5 separate regions of the Mus musculus genome follow, and all the other regions are linked to region 1. A link is a loop called in an ENCODE intact Hi-C map of the cell type or tissue named here. Cell type or tissue: heart. All regions are shown on one strand. Region 1 holds the start of Kdm1a (lysine (K)-specific demethylase 1A). Region 2 has its middle 7.2 kb from the start of Luzp1. Region 3 has its middle 15 kb from the start of Luzp1. Region 4 overlaps Luzp1 (leucine zipper protein 1). Region 5 overlaps Luzp1 (leucine zipper protein 1).

Region 1 (5,000 bases):
TTAATCAAAAACAAAACAAACCAGGCCTACTGAGGCAGGTCTAGAATCCCAGTCACTTGGGAGGCTGACCCAGGAGGTTCACAAGTTCAAGCACTGTTTAAGCCACAAGATAAATTTAGGGCCAATATAGTTTCAAAATAAAAAGGAGGACTGGGGCTATAGTAGAGAACCTGTCTAGCACATAAGAGAGTCAACTCCCCAGCACAGCAGGAGAGAACAATGTACAAGAAGCTACCTAAGTCACACTACTTAACACTTGTATTTATCTTGCAGTGCTACAAACAGAAACACAAATTCTCAATTCTGCTTGGCCAGTCCTGTGCCATTCAGCCATATCCTTAGACTACTTTCTTTTTTAAAGATTTATTTATCTGAGTACACTGTAGCTGTCTTCAGACACACCAGAAGAGGGCATCAGATCCCATTACAGATGTGAGATGGTTGTGGTTGCTGGGAATTGAACTCAGGACCCCTGGAAGAGCAGTCAGCAGTCTTAACCACTGAGCCACCTCTCCAGCCCCTTAGACTACTTCTTGTATTTATTACAAACCCATATGTATTTCCAATTTCCCCATCAGATTAAGCATCTCTGGTTAAGGCTAATACTGTGCAATAAAGCCACACCAATGCTTAGCAAGGTTACTGACCCAGAGGGTTGTTTGTTTGTTTGTTTGTTTGTTTCAATATCGAATTACACCTTGTCAAAACACCAAACTCTGAAACTGCAAACCTCTTTTTACTCATTCTTAAAATGAAGCTAACAATACCAGTCCAGTGGTGTTTGGGAAAACGAAAAACGCTGGCCCTGTGCCAAATGCACCATCTGGCATACTGGGGTGTGAGACAGAGGTTATCTGTGGATAGTGTTGGATTTGATGCCAAATCTTTATCTTTATATTCGCCCCGTGTCCAACTGGTATTCTTCATTCGCTTCCACAATTTGAAAAAGTCTACCCGGGCCCCAAGAAAGCGCTGGCCTCCAGGCCTGACAACCTCAGTTCGATTCCTTAGCATGGCGGAAAGACAGGAAGGACTCAGGCGAGCTATCCTATGACCCCAACTCGCACACGCACAATAAACGATTGGTTTTTGTATATTTTATTATTTTATCTTTAAAAAAAAGAAAGAAAGAAATAAGAGTCTACGCGTACCTGGCGTACAGCAAGACCTTTCAAAAACAAAGAAAAAGTCTCTTTCTTTTCATGCAGCTTGACTCTTAGAGCATCACACCCATCTCCCCGGTGTACACAACCCAGAAGCCGTCCGCCGTCCGCACACATCAGACACACAGGTAGACAAACGCGTCGGGAAGCCATCTTTCCCAGTCAGACCATCAGGGTCACACCCTCCAGCGCCCGATACACCGGGTCCCCGCACAAAGGCCGGGCCTCCCCTCCCCCGGCCCCACTCCGGTCCCCGGGACCAGCGGTTCGATCACGGCCTCACCTTGGCCCGCTTGCGCCGGCTGGTCCGTCGGCCCTCCGGGGTCTCGGCTATTCCGGTCTCCATGGGCGTCGCGGAGCCGGGCCCGGCTGTGGGCCCCGCCTGGGGCCCAGCAGACCCCGGCGGCTCGGCTAGGCCCCCGGGCGGCGAGGCCCGCGGAGGCTCCTTCTTTCGGGGAGTGCGCTCGCCCGCCGCCCCCGTAGCCATGTCGGTGGGGCCCGTCAGGCCCGCGGGCGGCGCGGCCACCTCAGAGCCGTTCTCGGCACCGCCCGCCGCCCCGGACCCGGCCTCGGTCCCAGCAGCCGCCGCCGCCGCCGCTGCCGCTGCCGCCGCCGCCGCCTTCTTCCCAGACAACATCTCGGGCCGCCTGGCCGCCGCGGGCCGCAGGGGCCGATCGGTCTGCCGCTCCGTGGGTCCGCAGCCGCCTCGCGCCTCTCCGCCCCGCACCTCTCACGCTCCGTGCGAAGCCAAACACCCCCGCGTGCGCACGCGCCCTGCGCGCTCCCGCCGCACCAGGACAAAAAAGCAGCCGCTTGTCCCCGGCTCAAGACCAGAGAGCGACGTCCTGGAGGCTAGAGCGGCGCCGCAGCTCCGATCGCGAGGCTGACCTAGAGCGCCCCCTGCGATTGGGAGTGCGACCCAGCATATCCGCCTGACTTCGGGTTCTGAGCCCGACCGTTTTCATCAAGGACTCTCAATATTCACCCCATACACTAGTCACTTCAACTAATAACATTCACTCTCCCTGCAGGACAAGGGGTGGATTATGGAATTCCGGCTTTCAGAGGGCTTACTACCTAATTGAGACAGGGGAACACTCTGAAGTACAACTTAATTAATGATCACTTAATTATCCTGTGCTCTGTAACTCAACCTTTAGAGCACTGGCCCAGAATGTATATGGCCCCGAGTTATCCCTAGAGCTAGGGAAACTAGCTTCATAATGGCCCTGCTTGGACTGTGGGGAAATAAAGAGTGCACGAATTTCCACGGTAATAAAATAGAGAGAAATGAGGAATTTCTGGTTTGAGTCAAAGTGGACTCGCTCTTGCCTCCAAGCCGTGTTTATTTTCTTTCTTGAGGCTGCACATGCTCGCCACCATGCCTCCTCCTCCATGCCTCTCATCTCCAGGCGCATAACACTTCTTCAACCTAGGTCAGTTCTTTCTTTTCTTTTTTTCTTTTTTGGGGAGGGGGGTGGGGGATTGGTTTTTCCGAGACAGGGTTTCTCTGTATAGCCCAGCCTGTCCTGGAACTCACTTTGTAGGCCAGACTGGCCTCTAACTCAGAAATCCACCTGCCTCTGCCTCTGCCTCCCAAGTGCTGAGATTAAAGGCATGTGCCACCACTGCCCGGCTTGGTCAGTTCTTTCTAATGTTGTGAATGTGGGTGTTTTATTCATGAGATGTTGAGATGTATAGGATGTTGGGGGGCTATGAGATATTCACCAGAGAAGAATGCAGGCATGGGTTTAAGCCAATAGAAAGTATTTACTTGGGGCCTGGGGAGATGGGGGGCTGGAGAGATGGCTCAGTGGTTAAGAGAAGTGACTGCTCTTTCAGAGGTCCTGAGTTCAATTCCCAGCAACTACATGGTGGCTCACAACCATCTGTAATGGGATCTGATGCCCTCTTCCGGTGTGTCTGAAGACAGCTACAGTGTACTTAGAAATAATAAATAAAACTTTTTTAAAAGCTTCAGTTAGCCAGAAGCAGAACTACAGAAGCCAAAAAGCAAGGTCAGTCCATTTCCCAAAACTACGGACTTAAATGGATTAAGCCTTTGTTTTAGTTTTGGCAGGTGGTACTGTCTATGTGTTAAGTTTTACAGCTTAAATGGTATTTCCACCATTGAGTTAACTGTGGTAAGATCTTTCAGCCTACTAAGATTTGGGGCCCTGTTACAGGGTTTTGCTGGTTTGTTTAATTCTTCCAAGGTGATGAAGTTGAACACAGAACAGCAGGAGGAAGGTTGCTGGAGGAAACTCCATACCTTGATCGGGGTGATGCTTACAGAGGTGTGAGTATTCACTAAAATTCACTGAACTCTGTGAACAAAATAGACTTTAAAAACAAAAACAAAAAAAAACTAGGCCTGAAGGTGGTGGTGCACGACTTTAATCCCAGCACTTGGGAGGCAGAGGCAGGCAGATCTCTGAATTCGGGGCCACCCTGGTGGTCTACAGAGCAAGTTCCAGGCTGACCAGGGCTACACAGAGAAACATTATCTCAAAAAACAAACCAAAAAGCAAAAACAGTACGCAGGAAGAAAAAAAAAATGTGTTCACAGGACCACGTATGTCCCATGTGTGAAGTATGTTTTCATGGTCACAATTAACAAAATTGGTGAGTGTGGTAGAATTATATTGAGGGGTTGGAGAAAGCTTTGTGAGGAAGAGAAGAGAGCAGTTTAGAGAAGAGTTCGTAATGTAAGGAAGTCTAGGGCTAAATCCTGCTCTTCCATCATAAGCAGGTGATATGATATATGGTGTAAAAGATGTGAGCGTATTACTCTCCCGTCCCCCTGGCTGCAACTGTTCTGCTCCCTGCCTCGATGGATTTGAACTAGCTTAAAACAGTTCAAGGTACACCATCATGGTAGAGGAGCCAAGGCAGCAGGAGCTAGAGCGAGCTGGTCCCATGGCATCCACAAGCAGGAAGCCCGGAGGGATGAATGCAAACACTGCTCCTCTCTCCATCTTACACAGCCCAGGACTGCAGGAAAGGGGCCATCGGGAAAGCTGCCCTGTCTTCCCACTTCAGTCAACATGGTGAAGACACTCCCCCACAGGTATGTCCGAGGCCCAACGCCCAGGCGACTCTGTCACTAACATTAACCATGGCTCTAGGCAAGCACTGTCCCAGCTGACCCACGTCTCCAGCTCCCCACATTATATTGATCCATTCATTTATCAATGCGTAGTGGATTGCTTCAGATTTTTCGGCTTTTAATCTGCTCCCTTATTTTTTAAAAGATTTTAAAGCCTGCTGCTTTAATCCAAGCACTCGGGAGGCAGAGGCAGGTGGATATCTGAGTTCGAGGCCAGCCTAATCTACAGAGTGAGTTCCAGGACAACCAGGGCTACACAGAGGTACCTGCCTCAAAATAAATAAGTAAGGGATAAATAAAGGATTTTTTTTTTATTTTAGTGTGGCGGTAGTGGGGGTGCCATAGCATCGGTATGGAAGTCAGAGGCAATTTGAAAAGTTCAACTCTCCCTTTCTAAAATATGGATCCCAAAAATTAAACTCAGTTCGTCAAGTTTGGCCACCTCACTGATACAACACACACACACACACACACACACACACACACACACACACACACACACTTGACTCCCAGACACCTTTTTTATTTTTTATTTATTTATTTATTTATTTATTTATTTATTTTGGTTTTTCGAGACAGGTTTTCTCTGTATAGCTCTGGCTGTCCTGGAACTCACTCTGTAGACTAGGTTGGCTTTGAACTCAGAAATCCGCCTGCCTCTGCCTCCCAAGTGCTGGGATTAAAGGCGTGTGCCACCACGCCCGGCTTTTTTTGAGACAGGATCTTAG
Region 2 (5,000 bases), 140 kb before region 1:
CCACTGTCCCGTTGGTAGGAAAAGTCACATATTTGCACATAATTGCAAGACAGGCTGGAAAAATGTAGTCTGGGCTGCTTTTCCCTGAAACAGCTCTAAACCTGGAGGGGAGGCATCTTTGGTGGAGAGCTGACACAGGTCCAGCTCGTGTATATATGGATGCAGAGTGGCCACAAGAGGGAAAATGGGCTTGCCTTGCTTTCGAGGAACCCATAGGTAAAAGCATTAAGGGCTGGGGAGATGGCTCAGTGGGTGATGTTTGTGTCACTGTAATGTCAGTACTGGGGGAAATGGCTCTTTAGAGCCCATTGGCTAGCTGGCCTATCTGGATTACAGCATTTTATCTTCAGTAAAAGACCTTGTCTCAGAAAAATAAAATAAAGAGAAGAGCGTTTAGAGAGTTTGTTTGTTTTTTTTTTTTGTTTATTTATTCTTTCTTTTTTATTGGATATTTTCTTTATTTACATTTCTTTTTTCTTTTCTTTTCTTTTCTTTTTCTTGGGGTTTTTCCCCCCCATTTTTTATTAGGTATTTAGCTCATTTACATTTCCAATGCTATACCAAAAGTCCCCCATACCCACCCACCCCCACTCCCCTACCCACCCACTCCCCCTTTTTGGCCTTTGGTTAGAGCACTGGCTGCTTTTGAAGAGGACCTGAATTCAGTTCCCAGCTTTACATGGGAATCTGTAACTAAAGCGCCAGGGATTTGACACCCTCTTTTGGCCTCAAAGGTACCTGTACACTCTCTCTCTCTCTCTCTCTCTCTCTCTCTCTCTCTCTCTCTCTCTCACACACACACACACACACACACACACACACACACGAGCATGCACTTTAAAAAACAAACGAATCTTAAGAAAAAAAAGGGAGGGGTGCTAGAGAGATGGCTCAGTGGTTAAGAGTACTGGCTGCTCTTCCAGAGGTCCTGAGTTCAAATCCCAGCAACCACATGGTATCTCATAACCATCTGTACTGTGATCTGGAGCCCTCTTCTAGCATGCAGGTGTACATGCAGACAGAGCATTCATATACATTAAATAAGTAAATAAATAAATCTTAAAGAAAAATATTTCAGTGGAAAGCAGTTGAGGATGCTGCCCTCTGGCCTCTATAGCATGTGTGCATCGCAGCCTCTGATGCACAGTAGCCTCTCTGACACATACACACGGAGCATTTACATTTAAAAAAATGTTGTGTGCACATATGGAGGCCAAAAGTCAACATCCCTCCTCAGTCACACCACCAGTAGCTTTAGAGATAGAGAGTCCCTGACTGAAACGGAAGCTCATTGGCTTAGCTAAGCTGATTGGCCAAATGACAGTCAGGTATTTGTCTCTACCTCCCAAGGATAGGTTTACAGGCTGGGGCAGTCACATGACATCAGCTGGGTTGTTCGTTTGTTCCTTTGTTTGTTTTTGAGAGAGGGTCTTTCAGTGTGGCCCGGGCTGTCCTGGAACTCTCTCTGTAGACCAGGCTGCCCTTGAACTCAGTGATCCAAAAGTCCAAGGGCTGGGATTAAAGGCCTGCGCCACCACACCAGGCCACACCCAGCATTTTTTTTTTGTGGGTGCTGGGGTTTGGAAGTCAGGCCCTCATGATTGTGCGGCAGACATTTTAAGGACGAGCCCTTAAATGGCTTTACATTTGCAGTTTAAACCAAACTTTTGTCCCCAAAGGAAATATGGAGAGCACCTTAATAGGAAACAGTCAGCGACTGGATCTTCGCTAGTTTTTAAGGTCGTAGAAAAGAGTCAAGCAGGATGCCCCAACTTTTAGCTTGGTTGCCTAATTCCGTGGTCTTTTCCGAGATAACAGCTTAGTGCTGAGCTCTGGGTGGGCATTGGGGGACTCATAACAAATGAGTTAAGGTCTTAACCTGCAGCTTACTGAACTACACTGAGGAGGCAGCGCAATGAATGGATCGGCCTGAGGTCTGGAAGCACAAGGCTGGAGTCTTAGCTGTTACATAGCTGGATGAGGAAGAAACCACATGACCTCTCTGGTTGTCAGATTCCCGGCCCAGTGGGTAAAGTCTATTGTGATAATCAGGACGACCTGAGTTAGAATAGACCCTATAAATTGTCCTCGGATCCTCGTCCGCAACCCGGTGCTCACCCCTCGTCCGTCCGTCAGCCTCACTATTCTCATCCGAAGGATGGAGTTAACAGGCTGACATCAGGCGGTTGGAATCTGGCCGCATTGTGGACTCTGCCTCCCTGGGATAAGTGTGTGGCCTCTTGCCCTGTTCCAAGGACTGTCTCACACACACACACCCTCAACACACACACACGCGCACATGCACACACACACACACACACACACACACACACACACACACACACACCCGCGCGTTCCCGGCAGAGGAGGACCCCGAGTTCACAAGACGCGGCTTCCTGGCCGCATTCCGGAGAAGGAGCTTTGCGCCGCAAGTCCCATCCCCCGGTCGTCCGGCTCAGGAAACGCAGAGAAAGCCAGGAACCCGGCCTGCCAGGCCCCGGGGCCCTCCGCCCCGTCCTTCGGCTTCAGGAAGCGCGCTGGCGGGAACGCCCTGCCCGTGGGTGGGAAAAGCTCGAGCCGCTGCATCGCGGCGTCCCTGGGTGCAGCGAGCTGTCACCGCCGCCGCCGCACGCCCCTGCCGCAGCCCCATCCCTGCGCCAGTGCGGCAGCCGCGTGGCCGGGATCCTGCAGGCGCCACCGCGCGGGGGTGCAGGCAGGGAAGGCGTGGACCCAGAGCTCGCTTTGAGGGGGCGACCTGCTTAGGGTGTGTGGGTGAGTGCTCCACTGGGTCGCTAGGACATTGCTAGACCGGTTGGCATTAGACTCCGGGTGTCTCTTTGAGTCTCAACTTGTGCTTGGCTCCCGGAAATTTAGTTTCTTAATGGTGGAGATCTCAAAAACTGTTCCGGACCTAGAGACTACTGTGATGGGCAGACCGTGATCCCTTTTCACCAATGAGAGTCAAGGAAGAAAAAGATGGAGGACATGAAAGGGCGGTGCTTTCGAGTATAGCCTGAGCGTTGGAACCAGTCATTCCCGGGCTCAGGACCCAGCTTTCCCCCTTACTGTGTGATCTTAAGTAGGTTCCTTAACTTCTCTGAGCTTCCGGGCCATGTCCTTTTTAAAGAGTCTTTCAACTCTAAACCCAGTTAGGTTTCCCCACTGCACCCTTCTAGCCCACATGGCCTGATTCCTTGAGACACTTAGTGTCAATAGTATTAAACAATTGTTAATCGGTGCCTTGTCTTTCCACTTCAGAAGCACACAAAGTTCAGGAAGATAGGGACCTTCGCTAAAGTAAGACTGTGTAGCGCTGACACGCGTTAAACATCCAGGCATTTGTTGCGAAGTGAAGAGCGAAGGGATGCAGAGATGCGCGCCAGATGCCGCTTTAAGGGCGGAAAAGCACCAGAAATGAATAAACACCATTCCTATCGTCAAGGAGGTCCCAGACTGGCTAGGAAGGGGAATGAAACGGACTTGTGCAAAGAAGATGGTCCTAAGTGTGTGCTAACAGGGCTTAAACAGGCCTGGAGAGAAACACTAATGGGGGAGCAGCCGGAAAGACAGAGTTGAGAGACACCGGGTCCCTAGAGTGCTGGGATAATGGATCTCACTTCCATCACAATGTACAAAGTACTTAGTTTGCATAAAGTATGGACGTACCTTTTTTATCCTAAGGAAGTGGGGGAATTGATGGAGACTACCGACTTGTTCAAGTCCTCCTCCCCTTTTGGAGGCGGGGAGCTGCGCTGAAGATGAATTCCCAAAGCCTTGTGCACGCTGATGACCATTGAGATAGATACATACATCCTCAGCTTTAAGGCCTCAGCTACTCATGCGCACCACTTTTGGTTTAGGTCCAAATAAACTGGTGATTTTAGGTAAGGAGCATTGCTTCTCTGACTTGCTTTACCTCTAAGCCTGTTTGCCAAAACTAGAAAGAGTAATAAAGGCTTCCTATAACATGACCAGATAGTTGGTGTAAAGTACTTATCACTTGTGATTCTTACGTTTATGCTAAAGGGTTCATAGGTGCTTGAGGAATGACCGTGTAAAACCGGTGCAGTGTGGGAGTCCTGGGTCGTGAAAGGACTAAAAGCGGCGCCATTTGGAGGTTAGGAGGCAGATGGAGGGTGGCTTCATCCCTCCCTACTCTCACTTTCCTTGATCCCTAGGAGACTTTGCTCCTGGCCTCATTCATTATTGCATTATAATTTACTGTTTGCAGACCAACAAAGGTGAGCCAACTCTAGCTTGGTTAGCATTCTTTTTATATAGGCTTTTACAGCCATATTTTCTGATGACACAGTAATACGTGCTGCTTGTAAAAAAAAATTAAATAGCAGGAAGATATCACAGGGGGAAATTGAAAGTGCAAGTTTAGGCACTGAGAGCTGACAGCTTGCTGTTCTTTGGCCTGGGGTGGGGGAGGGGACATCTCACCATGTGAGCACTGACTTTTCTGTGTCAGTATGTCTGGGAGATTGGATGCCCAGATCTTTTCTAGATGTGTCTGTGAGGATGCTTCCAGAAGAGATCTGTATTGGAGTTGGTGGACTGGGTAAAGATTGAAGTTGGTAAGTGTATAGCTAGGGGTTTGTGCCCTCCCCAACTCACACGCGCGTGCGCGCGCACGCACACACACACACACACACACACACACACACACAGTGCTCCCCACCACCACCACAGTTGTATGCCTGTGATGCATACAAATCCCAGGACTTGCAAAGGCTCAGCATGTGCTCCGTCATGGTCTTACAGCCCCAGCTCCTAAAGTTCTAAACTTAGTTTTTTTTCCTCTGGGCTGAAGCTCTTACTGTGAATGAATGAATAAATGGTTGCTGGGATCCTGAGTCTTGGGCAAAGAATTCTATATTTAGGAGCATTTACTGGGACCCCACCAAAAATGGGATGGGATTTGTGGAACATTTTTTTAAATTTTTTTATTTTGGAAGAGGTATCTTATGTAGTTCAGGCTGGCTTTGAGCTGATCC
Region 3 (5,000 bases), 150 kb before region 1:
ACACACAGGCACACATGTGTTCATCCATGAACACCTGGACACACACACACACACACACACACACACACACACACACACACACACACACTAGTGGGAAATGGTAACCAGGGTTTCCAGTTTCTTGCCTTTTAACTCAGGCTATTCTTTGGTACCACACGAATAACAATACTGTCAACCCAAGAAGGTGGCTGGGGCCTGGTACTGTCCCAGACACTGCAGTGTTCAGAACTGGGGAAATCTCTGAATGGGACTAGACTACCACTTACTCACTTGGAACTAATTAAGTGGCGAGGCAAATACACACAGTTGATGATTCGGACTACTGACCTGGGAGCCAGGTCTAGCTCTTGGGTTGCCAGTTGGCAACCTGTGATCTCTTTTTTTCTTTTCTTTTCTTTTCTTTTCTTTTCTTTTCTTTTCTTTTCTTTTCTTTTCTTTTCTTTTCTTTTCTTTTCTTTCTTTCTTTCTTTCTTTCTTTCTTTTATTTATTTATTTATTTTTTAAAGATTTATTTATTATTATATGTAAGTACACTGTAGCTGTCTTCAGACACACCAGAAGAGGGAGTCAGATCTTGTTACGGATGGTTGTGAGCCACCATGTGGTTGCTGGGATTTGAACTCTGGACCTTTGGAAGAGCAGTCGGGTGCTCTCACCCACTGAGCCATCTCACCAGCCCCTTTCTTTCTTTTATGATCGCTTGTTTTCTGTCCCCATATGGCCACCAGATCCCTCACAAAGCTCAGAGTCCATTTGGGGATCAAAGTACACTCAGCAGATTAGATAGGCAGGCAGTCTGTTCATCACCTGGCCTGTGTTGTGCCCCACCCCCTCGTTGCCCTCAGATGACTTTCCAGCCAGAGGGGAGAGTGCCTTCTTTATAGTTTCTAGCAAGTACCTGATTTGAGCCGTCCTCTGACTGAAGGGTCTTACGATAGCATTTATTGCTTTGCTAATCCTGAATTTTGCTCTCAAAGACAGAAACAGGGATCCCAGACCTGGAGAAAGGGGATTTTAACAGTTATCTAGGGCACCTTTAGTCACATCATCCCTGCCACAGCAGCAACTCATGATCTTGGATAGATTTATCTTGCTGACTCCCAGCAACTTGGGGAACAGGAAACCGTTATCCCCATTTTGCAGATAGGTAGATGGGGGCTTAAAATGCCTAAGAAATCTGCTCAAGGTATCCCTGTAACTCACTGGAAGAGACAAATGAGCATTCACATCTAGGTGACGTCACCCATGAACAACATCACTACTTCCTAGTTTACCCTAATCCCTGAACCACTCTGGTTTTGTTCGTTTGTTTGTTTGTTTGTTTGTTTGTTTGAGACAGAGTATCTCTAGTATAGCTCTGGCTGTCCTGGAACTCAATGTGTAGACCAGGTTGGCCTCGAACTCTGTGCCTCTTCTGCGTTCTGAGTGCTGGGATTAAAGGCATAAATGACCACACCCAGGTTCCCTGAACCCCACTTGGACAGCTCATTCACTTGACTTTTTGGCGTGCCCACCAAGTATCCTTGAACAGATTCAGGGACAGGATGCTCACCCTCAACCATACCTATGTTGACCTAGCGTTAGCCAGGCACTAGGAATCTAAAAAAATGTATGTCATTTCTTTTGTGGGGGGGAGGGGTGACAGGGGTGTTCAGACTGGGTTTCTCTGTGTAGTCCTGGCTGTCCTGGATCTTGGTCTGCAGATCAGGCTGGCCTCGAACTCAGAAATCTGCCTGCCTCTGCCTTCCACGTGCTGGGATCAAAGGTGTGCGCCACCATGGTTCAGCTGTAGTATTTCTGCCTAGCAACAGTCACCATGTTATATCACCATAGTGTGGCAATTGTATACTTAAAGCAGAGAAGGAACAGGCCAAGGGTACAAATCTAGTTCTAAGAACAAGCTGGGGCCAAATGCAAGCATATCCCTTTTTTTGTTTTGATTTTTTGTTTGTTTGTTCCAGACAGGGTCTCAGTACGCCAGAGGCTCTCAACTTGTGGGTCTTGGCCTCTTGGGAAGCTTGAACAATCCTTTCACAAGGGTCACATATCCAATATCCTGCATATCATATGTTTACATTATGATTCATGACAGTAGCAAAATTATAGTTATGAAATAGCAAAGAAAATAGTGTTATGGTTGGGGGGGGGTCTCACAGCATGAGGAAGATTGAAAGCCACCATACAATGAAGTCCTAGCTGGCTTGGAACTTGCTATATAGATGAGACTGGCCTAAAACTCAGAGATTTGCCTGTCTCTGCCTCTTGAGTTCTGGAATTAAAGATACGAGCTACCATATTGGACTTTGATTTTGTTTTTTTAAAGAGTTTTTTTTTCAAAATGTATATGGGTGTTTTGCCTGTATATATTGTGGTCAAGGAAGCCAGAAGAGAAATTAAATCCTCTGGGATTGGAGTTACAGATGGTGGTGAGCTGCCACGTATGTACCGGGAATCAAGCAAGCAGCCAGTACTCTTAACCACTGAGCCATCTCTCCAGCCCCGACAAAGAGACATGGGCCTTGGCTGTGTTAGAGATAGAAGAACCCATTCCCTTCCTACCTTTTTTTTTTTTTTCTGAAAAAAGGAACCTCATCCCGAGAGGGGCTGGTACAAGTCTGAGATCCCATCATAGGACAGAATCCAGTAGGAACATCTTGCCCTAAACAAGTTTGAATAAGGCGTTTCCCTCCGCCTAAATCCTGGTCCATTCCACATCTGTCCACCAGATGGCGCAGAAGCATCAGGGAATAATGCAGAAAGAAGGGTGGGCAAACCCCCTTTCTCTGGCAAAACTTTTCTACAAGAAGCAGCGGCAAGCCTCTGCCTGTTCTGGGACAGCACTTAGATCACTAAGGTATGCATTGCAGACACTCTCAGAGGCGAACTCGGCCTGACCACGGAAGTAGCGGAAGGTGATGGTAAACACTAGGAAATAAGACTCCAGCAGACAGGGTAGGAAATCTTTGCCTCTGGGAACCTTCTTGGCAGCTGGCTCAGAGAGTTGTGCTGGCACACCAAATGGGGTGCGAGATGAGATCCGTCTTTCTCAGGCTTTGCAGAGAGCTCCAGGTTTTGGTGCTCTCACTAGGTGGTTGGTGGCCACCGCTAGTGAAAGCCTTCTAGATGGCTGACGTGTCTGCCACCACTCTTGGAAGCCTGGGGGGCGGGGGGGGGGGGCGGTTACTAATGGATCTGGCAACTCCAGAGCTCAGCTTAGGCCCTGCAGCTCAATCGGGACTTCTGTTCCTCTCACACCACACATGGAACTGTTAAGTTCAAAGACTTGAGGCTGGAAACCTCGAGAAAGGTTTGAGATACTAGGGGTGGGGGAAGGGAGGCCAGGAGTGAGGGAGGCCTAGAAGAAAGGGAAGATTGGACGAGAAGTCGGTCAGACCTTGGGGACTCAAACAATCTATCTGCTTTGAACTTTATCCTGGGAGGAACAGGGATCTCTTGAAAATTATTTGGGAAGATGGCGTCGTAAGATGGGAGCTGAGATGGATCACTTGAGCTGTGTGAAGACAGAGGAAGGGAGGTGGAGAAGTCTGGAGGGACAGAGGCTAACCAAGGGACTGAGCACAGAAGAGCTGCAGGTTGGATGGGGTAATGACAGCGTGGGTTAATTTTCCATCCACCAAGACCTTCCCATGGGCTCCTGGGTACCCCAGTGAAACTGTCTTGGTTAGGTGACAGTTCTCTCAGGCTAGGGGACTTCCCTGGGCCAAGAAGATCTGTTCTCCAGCTGGTATATCCTGGAAGATCCTTGATATCAATAGACAGAGAGAGAAGGAGAGAGAGAAGGAAAGAGAGAGAGAGAGAGGGAGAGAGAGAGAGAGAGAGGCTAAGAGAGAAGCCAGATTGGGGGTTAGGAGGGCAGAGGAAGATATTCCATTAGGACACATACTGGTGGTAAACATCTCTTTCAGGTGCCAACTCTGCTAATTATTGGCTGTGTTAGCACAGCCAAGTCAATTTGGTAACCAAGCCCCAGCTTCTATATCTGTAAAATGTGGTTATAGAGCTATGGAGATGGCTCAGCAGGGACCTGGTGACCTGGATCAGATCCTTAAAGCTCGCATAGAAATGGAGCTAACTGACCCCACAAAGTTGTCCTCTAACGTCACACATGTTCTGTGGCATGCACACACACCCCAACATACATGCACAGCAATAATAAATCAAATATAAAAAGTAAAATATGATTATGGCTAAGACCAACCTTTGAGGCCTTGGACAAGGTGGTGTGGGTAGGGCTGCCTTAGTTAGGGTTTTACTGCTGTGAACAGACACCATGACCAAGGCAAGTCTTATAAAGAACAACATTTCATTGGGGCTGGCTTGCAGGTTCAGAGGTTCAGTCCATTATCATCAAGACGGGAACATGGCAGCATCCAAGCAGGCATGGTGCAGGAGGAGCTGAGAGTTCTACATCTTCATCTGAAGGCAGCTAGTGGAAGACTGTCTTCCAGGAAGCTAGGATGAGGGTCTTAAAGCCCACACCCACAGTGACACACCTACTCTAACAGGACCACACCTCCAAACAGTGCCACTCCCTGGGCCAAGCATATTCAAATCACGACAAGGGTTCAGCATGTTTTTTTGTTTTTGGTTTTTTGTGTGTGGAGGGGTCCGAGAACACCCAAGAAGAGGGGAGTTTTTAGGTTCTCCATCCCTCAGAGAGTCTGTGGTTATGCAGTAGGGCACCCTGGCTCTCTGGCCAGGAAGAACCTCTTCAAACCAGGGTGGGTTTCAAATCAGGTCAGCCCCAGGCTGAGAGCCCTTGGAATTAGGCCAAGGGAATTCTAGCCAAAGGCAAAGAAAACAATCTGGTTAGTCCAGGGCCACCTTCTGGAGAAAGGTGTTGTGGCTGTTTTCCTTGTTGAGACATTCAAAATGATTTTTCTGGGCCAGGTTACAAGGAGTGAGTCTCTTGTCCTATTTTGTTTGCTCTCTCGCTTTGTGCTTGCGCACTGAAAGTTGCCTCTGACCCCGGTTACTGA
Region 4 (5,000 bases), 77 kb before region 1:
TAGAGTGACATTATGCCCAGTAGGGATGGTTTTATTTTTTTAAAAAACCATTGTTTTACCTTTGGCTATGTCTGTCTTATTTTTTCAAAGACAAAGGAGAAGCTCTTAATTTTTTTATTCTTGCACTTCACAGAAGTCTGGGTACATCATAGATGTGCCATAAATATTTACTGAATAATGAATCATCTGCAGAGAGCAGGGAAACATTAGGAAGAAAGGAATCTTTTCTCTTTTGTAGACAGCCCAGGATACAGCACCTCCACTGCTTTCTCCAGATAGGAGATGTGTATTAAAGAAATTAAAGGTATGTAGTTTGAGGCCAGCCTGGTCAATAGTGAGTTCCAGGACAGCCAGGACTATTTAGAGAGACCCTGTAACAAAAAACAAAAACAGAAAAATAAATGTATAAAACTATTCTAAGGAGTAGAGGAAGATTCAGAAATACTTTTTGTTCTTACCAGCCCAGTGATAATATTTGGGCAGCCTATAAGGAGTGGTTTCAGCAGTTTGTCCCAGTTTCCATGGCGCAGACCTGCAGTCTTGAAGGGGCACAATATGATGGTTAAGCCACTGAGCAAGTGGGTACAGGGCTTGGGTGTGATCTTTTAGAACATGTGTCCAGGACCTGATAACCTGTTCCATCTGATCCACTCATTTCCTCCGTTGTAACCCATGAACAGTTAGTTCCTTGGTATTACTTAGTGTTGTCTGTTAAAGGCCAGTGTCTGGCCAGACACTGAATCATTAGGAAGTTCATTCAGCCACTCACAGTCACTAAGTTTAAAGCATTTATTGTGTGCTAGGCTCCTTGCTGAGTACTGAGAATTCAGAATACAAATAAGAAAGCAAGTAGGGAGGAATATACTGAGTAAATAAAACTCATACATATACAGTGTTGTGAGCATTTGTCTGACATGCTCAAGGCCCTGGGTTCAATCTCCAGTACTTCTACCACTACAACCAGCTAAAAATGAGACTTAACATGCAGGCTGAAGACAAGGCTAGAGAGAGGTGGGCAGGCAAGGCCAGAACATGCAGGGCTTCTTGGTTTAATTGGAGAATTTGGACTTTAACCTAAGAAGAATAAGAGCCTTGAAAAGATTTCAGATAGGAAATGTAATGCTCTCTTTTTAGTGTCAATTAAGTACTTGTTGGTTGTTAACTGAGTTTAGCTTTTTCATTCCTGTGCTATACTGGTTGAGTCTCCACACTCAATTTTGAACAGAAGATAGAAAATTAACACTAAAATCCAAATGGAGGGACTGGCAAGATGGCTAAGTGCACTTGTAGAGGACTAGAGTTCATTTCTTGGTACCCATGCTGGGCTGTGACACCATAGCTGCATGTAACTCCAGCTCCAGGAGGTCCAGTTCCCTCCTCTGGCCTTCTAGGTACCCTCACAGACACGCACACTCACAAAGAGATATACACATAACTAAAAACATCTAAAAAGAAAAATTTAATCCACATGAAAACAGTAGTCAGGTTCCTGAACTTTTTATAATTCAGAATAGTGGTAATTTATAGATGGAGAAGTGCTAAAGTTTCATATCTATATTAGTTCTTTTCCTGTTTCCAGAATAAAATATTCTGATTCTTAAAAAAAGTTGAGAAAGGATTATTCTGGCTTACACTTAGAATGTTCCCTTATGGTGAAGAAGTCAAGGCTGGTCACACTGAATCTACAGAGCTAATCCCGGGGAATTGTTCCATTCACCTCTAGTGTGGGTCTTCCCCTTTCAGTTAATATAATCATATAATCAAGACAGTTCTCACAGGTCTGCCTGGAGATTTGTTGGATACCAAATTGTTATCAAGTTGACGAATAAATATTAACTATTATAATTTCCTCTTAAGATATTTGTTCATGAAAAGTTCAGTGTAAAGTGGTAAAAGGGAATGTTTGGAGAATGTCAGTTGAGGGTAGGCCGAGGCCCTTCTGTTCTGTTTTGGTTTTGTATGGGGTCCTCACTATGTTTCCTAGGCTGGTCTTAAGCTCCTTAGTTTAAAGAATCCCCTTGCTTTAGACTTCTGAGTAGCTGGAACTACAGAAATACTATCATGCCTAGGTGTGTGGGTTTTAAATTTTTTTTTTCACTATTGAACCTGGTATGGTGGTACACACTTGTAATCCAATACTTGGGAGGCAGAGGTGGGTGGATCTCTGTTAGTTTGAGACCAGCTTGATCTACAGAGAGAGTTCCAGGACAGCCAGGACCACACAGAGAGACCCTGTCTCGAAAAATGAAAGCAAACAAATTATTATTGTGATGTTGTATATCATGGAGTTCACCTCTACATTGTACAATTTAATGGTTTTAAGCATATCGACAATGATGCATTGCTTTTAAAGCTTCTCGTAGAAACATGGTGTTATTTGTCTTCTGGTAACTGTTAAGTTAGTATAAATCCTTTAATAATTCTTTATCCTTTCTATTACTGAACATATGAAATTTGTGGAGTCCCTAATCCCCCAACTAGTGTAAAAATAGTTAAGGCTTTTGCTGTGCCAGTGGACAAATAGCCAAAGGAAAGCGACTTGTTCCCTTCAGTTTTGGAGAATGTGGAAGCATGTAGGCTATGGAGAGATGGGAAAGAGTCTAGAAGAACTTAGAGGAGAGAAGAGAGCTGTACCATAGACGGGGCAGAGTGATGGATGATCCATGTTTGATGGTAGCAATTTCTCCCAAGCATTGCTGTTCTATAAGAGCTGTGCACGGGCTCCATCTGATGGCTCAGACCATGTAGTGCAGCCACCAGATGGAGCCCGTGCACAGCTCCAGAAGGCATTTGGTATTTCAAGCCTCAGTTGCAGTTGAATTGTTGGGAGTCAGTTTTACTATAAGATGCTGGCTGTTCTCTTATAGGTTAGACTGTGTTTTTTAATTTTTTATTAGATATTTTCTTCATTTACATTTCAAATGCTATCCCAAAAGTCCCCTATACCCTCTCCCCGCCCTGCTCCCCTACCCACCCACTCCCACTTCTTGGCCCTGGTGTTCCCCTGTACTGGGGCATATAAAGTTTGCAAGACCAAGGGGCCTCTCTTCCCATAGCTACATATGCAGCTAGAGACACGAGCTCTGGGGGGTACTGATTAGTTCATATTGTTGTTCCACCTATAGGGTTGCAGACCCCCTTAGCTCCTTTGGGTACTTTCTCTAGCTCCTCCATTGGGGGCCCTGTGTTCCATCCTATAGATCACTGTGAGCATCCACTTCTGTATTAGCCAGGCACTGGCATAGCCTCACAAGAGACAGCTGTTTACCAGGGTCTTTTCAGCACAATCTTGCTGGCATATGCGATAGTGTCTGTGTTTGGTGGCTGATTATGGGATGGACTGCCCCTAATTTCAAATCCTGATTCTGTTGCTGTTTCCAGCACTATTCTGTTAAATAGTGCTGAACCCCTGCGACCCTGCACATGTGGTACTGGAGATGAAACACCAGTCTTCACATATGCTGGACAAAATGCCTTACAACTGAGACATCTCCTCAGCCCTACTGGTGTCGTGCTGGCAATACTTGTGGCATAATTGTCTTGATAGATCCACCTGTGTTAGTCTTACTTTTTGGAAGCTTCCATTACACTATGTGCTATGCACTCTTGTGATTTTCCACTTGCCTCACAGATGCTTTGTCCCCTTTGCTATATTTTCATCCCTGTGAGCATTGGGGTTTAGACAGTTGGTGTCTTATTTTCTCTATATTTTTCTAAGCCATCTGTTTTTGTTGACTCACAGATTTATATTGTAAGAATACCTCTCTTCTGAGCTCTGACCCTGCTTGTGTGTTTATGGGCTCTATTGTCTTTGATTGACCATTAACCCCTCACAGATAATGTTTTAAACTTATCTTCCTTTTCTTACTGTTCCATCTATACTTAATTTCATTGGACTTAGGACAGCACTGTCCTACAAATTCAGGCCAGCAACCTTGGTCTGAAGCATCCTTAATTTCTTGCCTGTCTTATACATCATGTGCAGTCTAGGAACAAAAGCATGGGGTTCTCCCTTCACCTGGCCAGAGTTCTGACCACTTCTTAGTGTCTCTGTTATCAGCCACACTGGCTTTTGCTTGGAGTATCACAGTGCTTCCTGTTTGGTCTTCCTAGTCAGATTCTTTAGTAGTCTTTTGAAAAAACCAGGGCATTTATATTGATTTTCATCATGAGCTAGTCCTAATAATTACTATCACCCAACTTATTTATATACTAACTTTAACTTTTTAAAAAAGTTTTTTGAGACAGGGTCTACAAAATTATTTAATATAAATATTTCAAGGCTCCACCTCAATATCTAGGCAGTCTATCTTATCTATTCTAACCCCTCAACTAGTTTGGCTACCTACTAGTCAAAATCCCAATAATACTTGCAACTTGGGACTTCCATATTTCTGCTAAACTCTCAAGAATTCTTTCCACCTTACTCAACCTGACTGATCTCTTCCTCCTTCCCCTGGCTGGCAGAAGTCCTGCCCTATTCTCTGTTTTGCCCAGCCATTGGGTAATCAGCATTTATTGACAAAGCAGAGAATAAATGGTAAGAATTGTTTACACAGACTTGAGAGAGGAGATTCTTGACACAAGTATTACAATGCCATGTCTGGATTGAAATAAAATACGAGGGCGGAGAAGTCAGCGTTTGAATAATACAAGGATAACCTTTACACAGTGCATTATGTCTACATTCCACCTTTTTTGTCTAATAAAAAACAAATATTAGACAGAAGACTCATAATAATCTATATACAGTGATAACAATTATTATGACTAATCAGGTAAGATTCATGTTATATCTAGTCCATAACTATTTGCCAATTTTGTAGTTATATTCTATTGTCCATCCTAACTTGGTGAATTTAGAGTTTTGTACCTAAATCATTTTCTATCATAACTTGTCTTATTGACCTAAAGCATCTTCTAAGACATAAAACATTTTCTTAAATCCTATATAATTTAAGATTTATTCTGAAACTTTATCTAGTCTTTTCCCCTATCAC
Region 5 (5,000 bases), 66 kb before region 1:
ATGGATTATTTAATATAAATATTATTAAATTAATACACCAGCTATATAACTTTATCCTAGCTAGTTCCCAATAACAACACAGGGAGACCAAGATTTATATTTATTTCAAGGCCCCTCCTCAATATCTGGGCAGTTTTATCTTAACCATTAAACTAATCTGGCTACCTACCAGCCAAAATCCCAATAATTCTTGTCATTGGGACTTTCGTGTTTCTGCTAAACTCTCACGAATTCTCTCCTCCTCACTCCTGGAGGATTTCTCTTTCTCATCCTCTTTCCCTGACTTCTCTGTTTTTCCAGCCATTGGATGATCAATATCTATTAACACGGCAGAGAATAAATGGTAAAAATTGTTTACACAAACTTGAGATTCTTGACATAAACATTACAAAGCCGTGTCTGGATTGAAACAAGATATGAGGGTAGAAAAATCAGCATTTGAATAACACAAGGGTAAACTTAACATAGCACATAAAAATAATATGCCCATAAGGGTGGGCCGACCTCAAAATTCAGAGATCCACCTGTCTCTGCCTCAGGTGCTGTGATTAAAGGTATGTGCTGCCATGACAACATAGGTTTTACTCTTGATCTTATATATTTTATAGGTTTAAAGAGAGGTAGAATGCCATGGATCCATAATTAAAGTACACAGAGTATGTCATTGCTGGGCTCCCTGTGCACTAGTCACCCTTCCTGTTTCTATAGTTTGGCTTTCTCCAGATGCCATTCAGTTAGTCATACCATGTGAGGCTTTTTAAACTTGATAACTCATTTCATTTTAAAGATGAATAATACTCCACTGTCTGGATGTCACAGTTTATCCCTCTGCTTACTTATTTCCCTGCTTCTAGGTTTAACCAATTATAAATGCAATTACTATAGATATTTGTGTGCCTGCTTTTATATAAACATAGTTTTTCAACCATTTTTGGTAAGCAAGGAGTTAAACTGCTAGAACATATGGTAAGAGCATGCTTGGTTTTGCTAGAAACTATCTTCAAAAGTGGTGCTACCATTTTGCATTACCACTGGTATGGACTTGAGAATTCCTGTTGCTCTGTATCCTCCATGTTAGCAGTGATTTGGACATTTTAATAGATATGTAGTGGTGCTGAGGGTCTTTGTTTTTTGAGACAAGGTCTGGCTGTTGATCAAGCTGGCCTCAAGTTGAAGGTGCAGTTCTCCTGACTCAGCTTCTGAGTGCCGGGATAATGAGCATGAGCCACCAGGACTGCTTTTGGTCTATTGTATTTTTTTCAGTTCTAAATCAACCTAATTTTTCCATGCACTTATTTGTAATCTGCATATATCCTTTGTTAAGGACTCATGTTGACTCATGTTTTTCTTACTGAGATTTTATATATATGACTATACCCCCCCCCCTTTTGGGTTTTTGTTGTTGTTTGCTTTTTGTTTTTTTGTTTTTTTCGAGACAGGGTTTCTCTGTGTACCTTGGCTGTCCTGGAACTCACTTTGTAGACCAGGCTGGTCTTGAACTCAGAAATCCACCTGCCTCTGCTTCCCAAGTGCTGGGATTAAAGGTGCGCGCCACCACTGCCCGGAAATTTTTTTTTTTTAAAGACAAGGTCTCTATATGTATGCAGCTCTAACAGTTTGCTTCTGCTTCCTGTGTGCTGGAATTAAAGTTGTATACCACTGTTCCTAGTATTATTGCTAAAAGTATTTTAGTTATTTTTTTTCCCCTGATATTTGTTTTGCCTAGATGTCTTTCACCTTAACAAGCTTAGATTATTGGTTCTTTCCTCCATGGATTGTACTTTTTGAACAGTACCTGAGGTTACTACTGTACTCAGGGTCATCTGGTTTTTCTCCTTTTGATTTTTTTTTAGGAGTTGATAGTTTTGCATTTTATACTTAAGTCTGTGCATATAGTCTGGTTATAGCCCCATCTATAGAGAAGATGATTTTTGTTGTGTTTTTTGCCTTTGCTCTTTTCTCAGAGATCACAGGACAGCTTTTAATCTGGGCTGTTTTGTTCCTTTATCTATCTATTCTTTTCATACTTACTGCTGTGACTGATAACTTTCTTAGATGGATAGCATCAATTTTGTTAATTTTTAATGTTATGTTAGTTCTTCTGGTCATCCAACTCTACCAAAACTTTACCAGTTTGTCAGTATCCACACAATAGTTGCTAGAGATTTTGATTTTGATTGAGCCTATAGAACTGACATTCGGAACTGTATTGAGTCTTCCTACCAGTAAACATGGAGACTCTCCCCGTTTACTTAGGTCTCCTGTTTTACAATCTGTAAAACTATGAAAAATGCATATAGGTTTTGAGTTTACATTTAAATTTCATTTTTATAGTGTTAATAAAAATGATACTGTACTTTAATTTCAAATTCTATTTGCTCACTGATGGTATATTGGGAAATTTTTTGATTTTTATATATATTGTCTACCGTGCAACCATCTTGTAATCACTAGTTGTTTTAAAGTGGCCTTTATTTTTTTGATCATTCTGTTGAATTTTCAACATAGAGAGGCATGTCTTTCTCTTTTTCTTTCCTCCCTATCAGCATATCTTTTTATTTTTTTGCCTAATGTATTATCTAAGCTTCTAGTACAATGTTGAAAATAGGTGGCAAGAATTCTTGCCTTGTCCCTCATCACACAGGAGGCTTTGAGCTTCCATATGTGATTCTTGTTGGTTTTTCTTGAACCTATTGGTATGATGACTTATATCAGTTTTCAAAAGCTGACGCAGCCTTGCATTTCTTCTATAAATCCAGTTGGTTGTAGCATTTAATTCTTCCTCTACATTGCTAGTTTTCATATACTAGTATTTTGTGGAAGAGCCTTAGATGTATTTGTGTACAGGAGATACTGGTCTGTAGATTTTATTTTCTTGTGATATCTTTGGTCTTATGAGGATTTTGTTGGCCTTACAGAATAAACTGGGAAATAATTTGCTGTGATTCTGTCTTCTGGAAAATTGGCATACTCTTCTAAATGCTTGAAGTACTTACCAGTAAGTCCATTTGGGCTTTAATATATATTTTACAAAGTTATTGGTGAACAGAATAGGCCTATTCAACAGTGTCTACTATTTGGATAAATTGTGGCTTTCAGGTAATTGGTCTGTTTCATCTGGATTATCAAATTTTGGCTACAGAATTGTTCATAAATTACTCTTTAATGTCTCTGAGATCTATAGTGTCATCTCTGTCATGTTTTTATTATCTTTCTAGAGACAGCTTTGTCTTTGGTTAACATCCCCAAACACACACACACACTTGTTTTCTTGTTTCAACTTGATTTCCACTCTTTTTTTACTGTTTAATGATTTAACATTATTTATGTTAGCTCGTAGTGAGTGGTCTCGAGGCTAACCTCCTTTGTTTAAGCAATCATCCTGTTTTACTTTGCTTGGCTGTGGGACTGCCATCATATCCGGTTTACTTTGCCTGTTTGTCGGTTTGTTTCTTACCTTTGAGATTATTGTTAAACTTCATCAACTGTGTGCACTAAGTGCCATAAATATCTCTTAGCCACAGTGTGACTTCCTCCTACAATTCTTTTTTTTTTTTTAAATCTAAAATTTTCAAACCCTTGTGTCGAGGGCTGACTTTCAATAGATCGAAGCGTGGGAGCTGCTCTGCTACGCACAAAACCCCGACCCAGAAGCAGGTCATCTACGAATGCTCCTACAATTCTTTAGAGGATATCATACATAAATACTGAATTTCCATCATTTACACCCACTCTCTCCTCCTCTAGCCTATATGCTACCCCCTTCTCCTTCAGATTCATGGCCTCTTTAATTATTATTGTTACACACACACACACACACACACACACACACACACACACACACACACTCCCTCCCTCCCTCCCTCCCTCCCTCCCTCCCTCCCTCCCTCCCTCCCTCCCTCCCTACTGAGTAAATGTGTATTTAGGGTTGACCACTTGGAATTAGCAGCTACCAGTTGCCTGTAGTTGTTCTTCTGGGGGTTGGGCTTTGTGACACATCCCTCCAGCCCCTGTTGGGATGCATCAGTTGTTCAGATTGTTTTGGCAACCTCACTGTTAAGATTTTGTGGGTGCAGCTCCCTGTCATCCATAGAAGACACCAACTCACAGTCTTCTGGCTCTTAAAAATCTTTCCATCTTCTCTTTTGCGTTGTTCCAAGTTTATCTTACAGATTTTAGAAAGTTGTATTTTTCTTTCAAAATATGTCTATTTCCAGTCATCTTCTGTTACTGATTTGTTTGATTCCTTTGTGGGCTAATTTAAGATTTCTTTTAGAATTGTTCAGGTGAGCATTTGTTTCTTTTTCTGTTGATGTGATAAAATACCTTGCTAAATAAACTCAACTCAAGGGAGAAAGGGTTTATTTCAGCTTACGGTTTAAGGGCACAGTCCATCATCTTAAGCAGCTGGTCCTGTCACATCCACGATCAGGAACAGAGAGCAATGAATGCACACTGCTGCTCACCTTCCTTTCTCCATTTATATAGGACAGGATCCTTGTCAAGAAAGGGGCCACGCACAGCAGGCAGCAATGAACATAGTCAACTTCCCCACTCCATGCTCAGGGCCCATCTCCCAGGTAAGGCTAGGTTCTGTCCAATAGACAGTTAACGCCAGCCATTAGAGCTGTGTTATTACAGCCTTGAACATGAGCTTGAGAACGTGTCATCTGCTGGTGCTGGCATATACTGTGCACGTGGCTCTCTGTCCAGTTCATGACGGTGCTCATGAGTTCATGAACCCATTTGGTTTGGTAGTTTAGTGGGGGTATAAAACTCGAGTCTGACAGTTTATATAAGTATTATTTGTCTTCTACTTGCCACTTAATGTTCAATTGATGACTCTTCAGAGATTGTTGCTATGATTTGAATGTTGTGCGCCCCACAAAACTCATGTTCAAGCTTAATCCCCCACAATATAATTAAGAGGTGGGGCCTTTAAGAGGTGATTAGGTTTGTCACCCATACAGAATTAGTATCTTAACCTTTTTGTCCTTCCA

What was found. A loop is a pair of places that touch in the nucleus more often than their neighbours do. Peaks named below come from ENCODE experiments on the same cell type or tissue, not always from the same donor. Only the 100,000 strongest peaks of a DNase experiment are listed, where the experiment ranks them.
Region 2: it touches region 1 in a loop (4-fold over the local background); 23 of 42 quality-filtered maps call a loop at or near these places.
Region 3: a loop joins it to region 1, with 2.5 times the contacts of the local background. A loop is called at or near these places in 22 of 42 quality-filtered maps.
Region 4: it touches region 1 in a loop (5-fold over the local background); 6 of 42 quality-filtered maps call a loop at or near these places.
Region 5: it touches region 1 in a loop (2.1-fold over the local background); 7 of 42 quality-filtered maps call a loop at or near these places.

Annotation. Positions count from the first base shown.
Region 1 is chr4:136,600,786-136,605,785 of GRCm38, forward strand. Kdm1a (lysine (K)-specific demethylase 1A) reads right to left here and starts at 1,938. Exons shown (of 20, transcript NM_001347221.1): 1 at 1,447-1,938. The coding sequence starts at 1,800. In heart, a CTCF peak has its summit at 2,073; DNase peaks (open chromatin) are centred at 816, 1,416 and 1,986; H3K4me3 peaks cover 2,316 bases; H3K27ac peaks cover 1,646 bases.
Region 2 is chr4:136,460,011-136,465,010 of GRCm38, forward strand. It overlaps a transcript of Luzp1 not described here. Among named protein-coding and RNA genes, the nearest start is that of Luzp1, 7.2 kb to the right of the region's middle. In heart, no CTCF peak of the experiment used is centred here; a DNase peak (open chromatin) is centred at 2,551; H3K4me3 peaks cover 1,948 bases; H3K27ac peaks cover 1,786 bases; H3K27me3 peaks cover 532 bases.
Region 3 is chr4:136,452,196-136,457,195 of GRCm38, forward strand. No RefSeq gene overlaps it. Among named protein-coding and RNA genes, the nearest start is that of Luzp1, 15 kb to the right of the region's middle. In heart, a CTCF peak has its summit at 2,728 (motif pointing right); a DNase peak (open chromatin) is centred at 2,936; H3K4me3 peaks cover 856 bases.
Region 4 is chr4:136,523,889-136,528,888 of GRCm38, forward strand. The region is part of intron 2 of Luzp1 (leucine zipper protein 1); the gene reads left to right. Among named protein-coding and RNA genes, the nearest start is that of Luzp1, 57 kb to the left of the region's middle. In heart, a CTCF peak has its summit at 2,717 (motif pointing right); no DNase peak of the experiment used is centred here.
Region 5 is chr4:136,534,637-136,539,636 of GRCm38, forward strand. Luzp1 (leucine zipper protein 1) reads left to right here. Exons shown (of 5, transcript NM_024452.2): 3 at 4,489-4,580. Among named protein-coding and RNA genes, the nearest start is that of Kdm1a, 66 kb to the right of the region's middle. In heart, no CTCF peak of the experiment used is centred here; no DNase peak of the experiment used is centred here.